2 separate regions of the Homo sapiens genome follow, and region 2 is linked to region 1. Evidence: read pairs that join two places in POLR2A ChIA-PET (ENCODE). Cell type or tissue: A673. All regions are shown on one strand. Links, peaks and the distances in the headings refer to the core of each region. The heading gives the core; the rest is flanking DNA.

Evidence for each region. ChIA-PET counts read pairs that join two places held together with the same protein. Peaks named below come from ENCODE experiments on the same cell type or tissue, not always from the same donor. Only the 100,000 strongest peaks of a DNase experiment are listed, where the experiment ranks them.
Region 2: POLR2A ChIA-PET joins it to region 1 with 22 read pairs; 22 of 35 experiments call an interaction of 5 or more read pairs at or near these places.

Annotation. Positions count from the first base shown.
Region 1 is chr1:23,771,094-23,774,008 of GRCh38, reverse strand. It overlaps ELOA-AS1 (ELOA antisense RNA 1), which reads left to right. Exons shown (of 4, transcript NR_038280.1): 2 at 1,583-1,741; 3 at 1,843-1,898. Among named protein-coding and RNA genes, the nearest start is that of ELOA-AS1, 5.7 kb to the left of the region's middle. RefSeq lists a silencer at 876-1,170. In A673, for the core only: a CTCF peak has its summit at 1,699 (motif pointing left); a DNase peak (open chromatin) is centred at 1,708.
Region 2 is chr1:23,695,336-23,698,250 of GRCh38, reverse strand. RPL11 (ribosomal protein L11) reads right to left here. Exons shown (of 6, transcript NM_000975.5): 5 at 2,343-2,453; 6 at 1,416-1,907. The coding sequence ends at 1,878. Among named protein-coding and RNA genes, the nearest start is that of RPL11, 5.0 kb to the right of the region's middle. RefSeq lists an enhancer at 80-701. In A673, for the core only: no CTCF peak of the experiment used is centred there; no DNase peak of the experiment used is centred there; H3K27ac peaks cover 525 bases.

The DNA.
Region 1 (2,915 bases), core at 299-2,798:
AATTGTGAAGAAATTGCTCTGGTTTTCTTCTGGCTTTGATAAATACAATGCTGTTCTGAATCCTGATTCTTTTTATGGGTTTTCCCCCCACCCCACCCCGTTTTCTGGAAGCTTTTAAGATCTTCTCTTGGTATTCTAGAATGTGATGATTTTTGTTGTGCTTTGGTCTCTTTTGTCATTCATTGTGCTGGATACCTGAGGGACCTTTTCAATTTAGAACCCCTAGAACAAAGTGTGAGCACACAGGTTAGGACCTCTGCATGCGTGGACACAAGGCCCTTCCAGGCACACAGATTTAGAGATATGGAGAGAATGGGGCAGGGCTAGGGTCCTGTTCTCTGCCTCTCACCACCTTCTAGTACAGAACTCTGAGAGGCCCAAAAATGTGAATGTGGTCTTCCAGGTCATTGTGAAGGTTTATTTATTGACATAGCAGAATAGATTGTCTTTTATTTAATAGTTCATTAGGGTCATTTATAACTTTTTAAGTATGCATTCAGCTGTATTCTTGCTCCTGTCCTGCAAATATTAGGTTTGGCCTGCTAGGCAAATTGCTTAACCTCTCTAGGTCTCAGATTTTTTTCTTTTTTCTTTTTATTTATTTATTTTTCTAGGCCTCAGATTTGTCTTACATAAAATGGGAATCATAACAGTACCTATGTTGTGGAGTGCTATGACAGTAATGTGAAATAACACATGAAAGTGTTTGGTATAACATCTGGTCCACAGGGAAAGGCTATTACTGTAGCCGCCCCCCTCCCCTGCCCCTGACTCGGTTTTGCTTTCTGTGGTTTCAGTTACATGCAGTCAACCACTGTCCAAAAATATTAAATGGAAATTTTCAGAAATAAACCATCTGTAAATTTTAAATTGCATGCTGTCCTGAGTAGCGTGATGAAGTCTTGTGCTGTCCCGCTCTGTCCACCTGGGGAACCTGAATCGTCCCTTTGTCTAGTGCCTCCACGCTGTATACACTCCCTGTTCGTTAGTCACTTACTAAGTAAGTGCCCTGTTCGTTATCGGATCGACTGCCGTGATATTGCAATGCTTGTGTTCAAGTCACCCTTATTTGACTTAATAATGGCCCCAAAGTGCAAGAGTAGTCATGCTAGCAATTTGGATATGGCAAAGAGAAGCCATAAAGTTCTTTCTTTAAATGAAAAGGTAAAAGTTATAATAAGGAAAGAAAAAATAAAGTGTGCTGAGGTCGCTAAGATCTGTAGTAAGAACGAATCTTCTATCTGTGAAATTATGAAGAAGGAAAAAGAAATACCTGCTAGTTTTGCTGCCACACATGAAACTGCAAAAGTTATGAGCACAGTGCCTGATAACTGTATTACATCATATTGCTATAATTGTTCCATTTTATTATTAGTTGTTTAATCTCATCGTGCCTAATTTATAAATTAAATGTAATCATAGGTATGTATGTATAGAAAAAAGCATAGTACTGTATATATAGCGTTCAGTACTATTTCAGTCATCCCCTGAGGGTCTTGGAACATATCGCCCACAGATAAGGGGGGACTGCGGATAATCCCCAGTTTATGGTGGTTCGACTTATGACTTTGTGACTTTACAGTGGTGCAAAAGTGGTAAGAATTCAGCATTCTCCTCGACAAGTGGACGAGCATCTACTGTGCTTTCACAGCGGCTATCACTATTGCCAGCAGCAAGACTGTCAGCTCGGCGCCCTCGTCTGGTTGGATGGGAAACTGCAGTTGCTAAGGGAGCTGGGTTTGTAAGGAGCCGGCCAGGGTTGCAGGGTGGCTTAGCTGTGATTTGGGAGTAATGCCTTGTGCCTCTGCTTACTGTCTCCTCTCTTGCACTCCTATGTTGCAGGAATCTCTGAGGACAAATGGGAATTCTCACTGATTTCTAGGACTACCCTGGGGCAGGTAAGAAAAGCATCCAAGTTTTTTCCCATTGCTCCATTTATAAACTTTTTTTTTTTTTTGGAGATAGGGTCTCACTCTGCCACCCAGGCTGGAGTGCAGTGGCACAGTCTTGGCTCACTGCAACTTCTGCCTCCTGGGCTCAACCAGTCCTCCCACTTCAGCCTCCTGAGTAGCTGGGACTACAGGTGCATGCCACCATGCCCAGGTAATTTTTGTATTTTTTGTAGAGATGGAGTTTCATCACATTGCCTAGGCTGGTCTCGAAATCCTGGACTCAAGTGATCTGCTGGCCTCAGCCTCCCTAACTGCTGGGACTAGAGGCCTGAGCGACCACCCCTGGCTGTAAACATTTTCTTAGCTCAAGGATTGCTGAATTTGTATCCATTTTCTTCTCTCCTATCTCAATTGGGTGGGTGAAATGATACTGTTAATTATTTTCTGTTACTTTTGAATGCTTCTTTGTGGCGAACTGAGGGCATAGTAATACTGTAGCAGCTAACAACCATATGGGTCCCGAGGGCTTTACTAATGTTATTTTTTAATTTTCCTAATTGCAGGTGTTTTATTATTAGCTTCATTTTATAGATGAGAAAACTGGGCACAGAGAGGCTGAGTTACTTGCTCAAGTTCATACAGGTGGTCAGTAGTAGAGCTAGGATTTGAACCCGGCAGTCAGCCTCGGGAGTTCATGTTATTTTTATTTATTTATTTTTTGAGACAAGGTCTTGCTCTGCCACGCAGACTGGAGTGCAGTGTCGTGATCTCAGCTCACTGCAGCCTTGACACCCCCAGGCTTAAGTGATCCTCCTGCCTCAGCCTCTTGAGTAGCTGGGACTACAGGCACACATCACCATGCCTGGCTAATTTTTGTATATTTTGTAGAGACGGAGTTTTGCCATGTTGCCGAGGCTGGTCTCAAACTCCTGGGATCAAAGGATGCGCCCCTGTTAGCCTCCCAAAATGCTGGGATTATAGGTGTGAGCTACCGAGTCTATGTTCTTTTTTTTTTTTTTTTGA
Region 2 (2,915 bases), core at 150-2,649, 76 kb after region 1:
AAAAAACAAGTATGGTTCCCCCCTATAAACATGAAGATGAATTTTAAGAATGAGACTCCTTCACCCCATTTGAGGTGGGGGCCCTGGCCCTGTAGTAAAAGATTGAGAAATGAAAAGCTCATATTTTAAATGAAATAAAAAGTATATGGCAACATGTTCCACGATTCTCCCCTTTCACCAACTAGAGCTCATCTTACAGGATAAGGTAACTTTATTTTCATTTAAAAATGAGGCACACCAAATAATCTATTTCCAGGTTTCAAAATACCTACAAAAGCAGCAAATTTGAGAACCTCTGAACAGCAATGAACGGGTGGCCCAAGGACAACTGAACTCTAATTAGTCACAAATTAGTAAATTATCTAACTGAATTAACATGCGCTCCAAAATTTAAACCTGAAATTGAAAATGATGAACCAATGGCCAAGTATTGCGTCAGAAAAATGATGGCTTTTGCCAGGTGCAGTGGCTCACGCCTGTAATCCCAACACTTTGGGATGGTGAGTTCAAGACCAACCTGGCCAACATGGTGAAACCCCATCTCTACAAAAAAACACTAGCTGGGCGTGGTGGTGGATGGCTGTAATCCTAATTACTCGGGACGCCGAGGTGGGAGGATTGCTTGAACCCAGGAGGCGGAGGTTGCAGAGATCATGCCACTGCACACTCCAGCCTGGGTGACAAAGAGACTCTGTCTCAAAAAAAACCACCACCAAAAACAAACAAACAAAAATGGCGGCTTTTGAGCATCGACTTCAGTTAGATATAGAAAATCACTACAGGGGCCGGGCGCGATGGCTCATACCTGTAATCCCAGCACTTTGGGAGGCCAAGGCGGGCGGATCACGAGGTCAGAAGATCTAGACCTTCCTGGCTGACACGGTGAAACCCCGTCTCTACTAAATAAAAAAAATCAGCCGGGCGTGGTGGCAGACGCCTGTAGTCCCAGCTACTCGGGAGGATGAGGCAGGAGAACGGCGTGAACCCAGAGGCAGAGCTTGCAGTGAGATCGCGCCACTGCACTCCAGCCCAGGCAACAGAGCAAGACTCGTCTCAAAAAAAAAAAAAAAAAAAAAAGACAATCACCACAGGGAAAGTATTTTCATTTTTGCACCAAAGGGAAGCAAGCTAGCAGAAGTAATATTTCTTATACCCAAACACAAAAATGAAACCCCTTTTGAGCACTACGTGGCTGGTGCTAGTCTGAGCATTTTGTTAAGTATTAAATCATTTAATCCTCTGAGAGATACTACTATTACTGCCTCCTGATACAGATAAGGAAACTGAGGCAGATTAACAACTCACCCGAGGTAACAGTTAAAGGAAAGGGCTGGAAACGGAAAGACTGCCCTCTTATCTGCACATACTGCCTCCCAAGAACCTTATACTCTCATTGTAAAAGAAACCTGAGCCTGAACAGTTAAGTCTAAATTTAATCTCAACCATCACACCAAAGCCTGTCATTCCTTCATGACGCATCAATGCTGATAAAATTTCTAGTACAGAACAGAATCACTGAATAGCAGGGGGCCTCCTGGAACACAGGAGCACTGCACCCTGCTTAACCAAGGCTCTAAATTCAAACCCCAACATCAACCAAACCCTCCCCTCCAAATGGGGCTACTGCACCACAGCACATCAACCAAGGTGTGGCAAGCACAGGCAATGAATGCTATGAAGCTTGGACTTGGATCTGCCAGGAAATACTGGCATCCAATCAGAGGATGACGGGGTTGTTACCAGCTACTCCCATCGAAGCTTTAAGTGGCTTGAGGTCCAAGGACTTGAATATGGCCAGGATCCTTTCACAGAACACACAACAGAATTGCACATTTCACTGAAAACTTTTTATTGCTCTTTTGGATAGAAACGGGAATTTATTTGCCAGGAAGGATGATCCCATCATACTGAAAGAGAAGAGATTTAATTTTTTCAGAACAGGAGGCAACAGCAGAGATTGCAGCAATGGCTAACTTTTGAGAATTCACATCTGATTGATACATGAACTTGGGCTCTGAATCCCATCCTTTTCTGGACTAAATAGGAAGCTGGCTGGTTTTTACACTGTGCTGAACTGCACTATCATCTGAGAAAGGGGGCTCCTGTTAAAAGCCATATTCCTCCCCTTCCATCTACCCCCATTCATGGTGACAGGGAGAAGGCCTAGTTCTGGATGTTCTTTTAAACCATCATCCCTGGAAGCCCCTGATTTGTCAAGATGCCCAATATTCTAACTTTAAAGAAGATACCCAGCAAATAGTACTATATTTTGCATCCCCAAATCCCAACTCCATTCACCAACATCACATTCCACCACTTCACTTGAGATAAATCAGCTTTACCTTCTGCTGGAACCAGCGCATGGCCTCCTCTTTGCTGATTCTGTGTTTGGCCCCAATGCAGCCTGTCCTGCGCTTCTTGTCTGCGATGCTGAAACCTGGCCTACCCAGCACCTGTCCCAGGAATAACCAACAGTCACCTAGCCAGCTCAGAGTCAAGAGCAGATGGACAAGACTCACACATTACAGACAGATCTTCAAAGAGTCACTTGGCAGCCCAATGGATTCTGGAGCAAGACCCATGATCTGTGTCTGACAAAGCTGCCACCAGCATCCCACGCAACACACAGCCATACTGTAAGTTTGCTTTGGAGGCTGGAACTTTCAGCACCCCCCTAACCCAGCCTATTTTCCAGTGGTGCTGAGGATCCTCCATTACTGCTCCCAAATCTCCATTTTTCTTTTTAAAAGTAACATTTAAAAATCTATTGCCACACCAGCAGTGTAGAAAACATACAACTCTGAGAAGCACAAATATATATATTTTCTTCCTTCTGCTTCAGCTCAAAAATGCTTCCCAAAGGTGTGCTGTTCCTCCAACATCCTGTGAGTATCCAAGTCTTATTACTTGTCTGT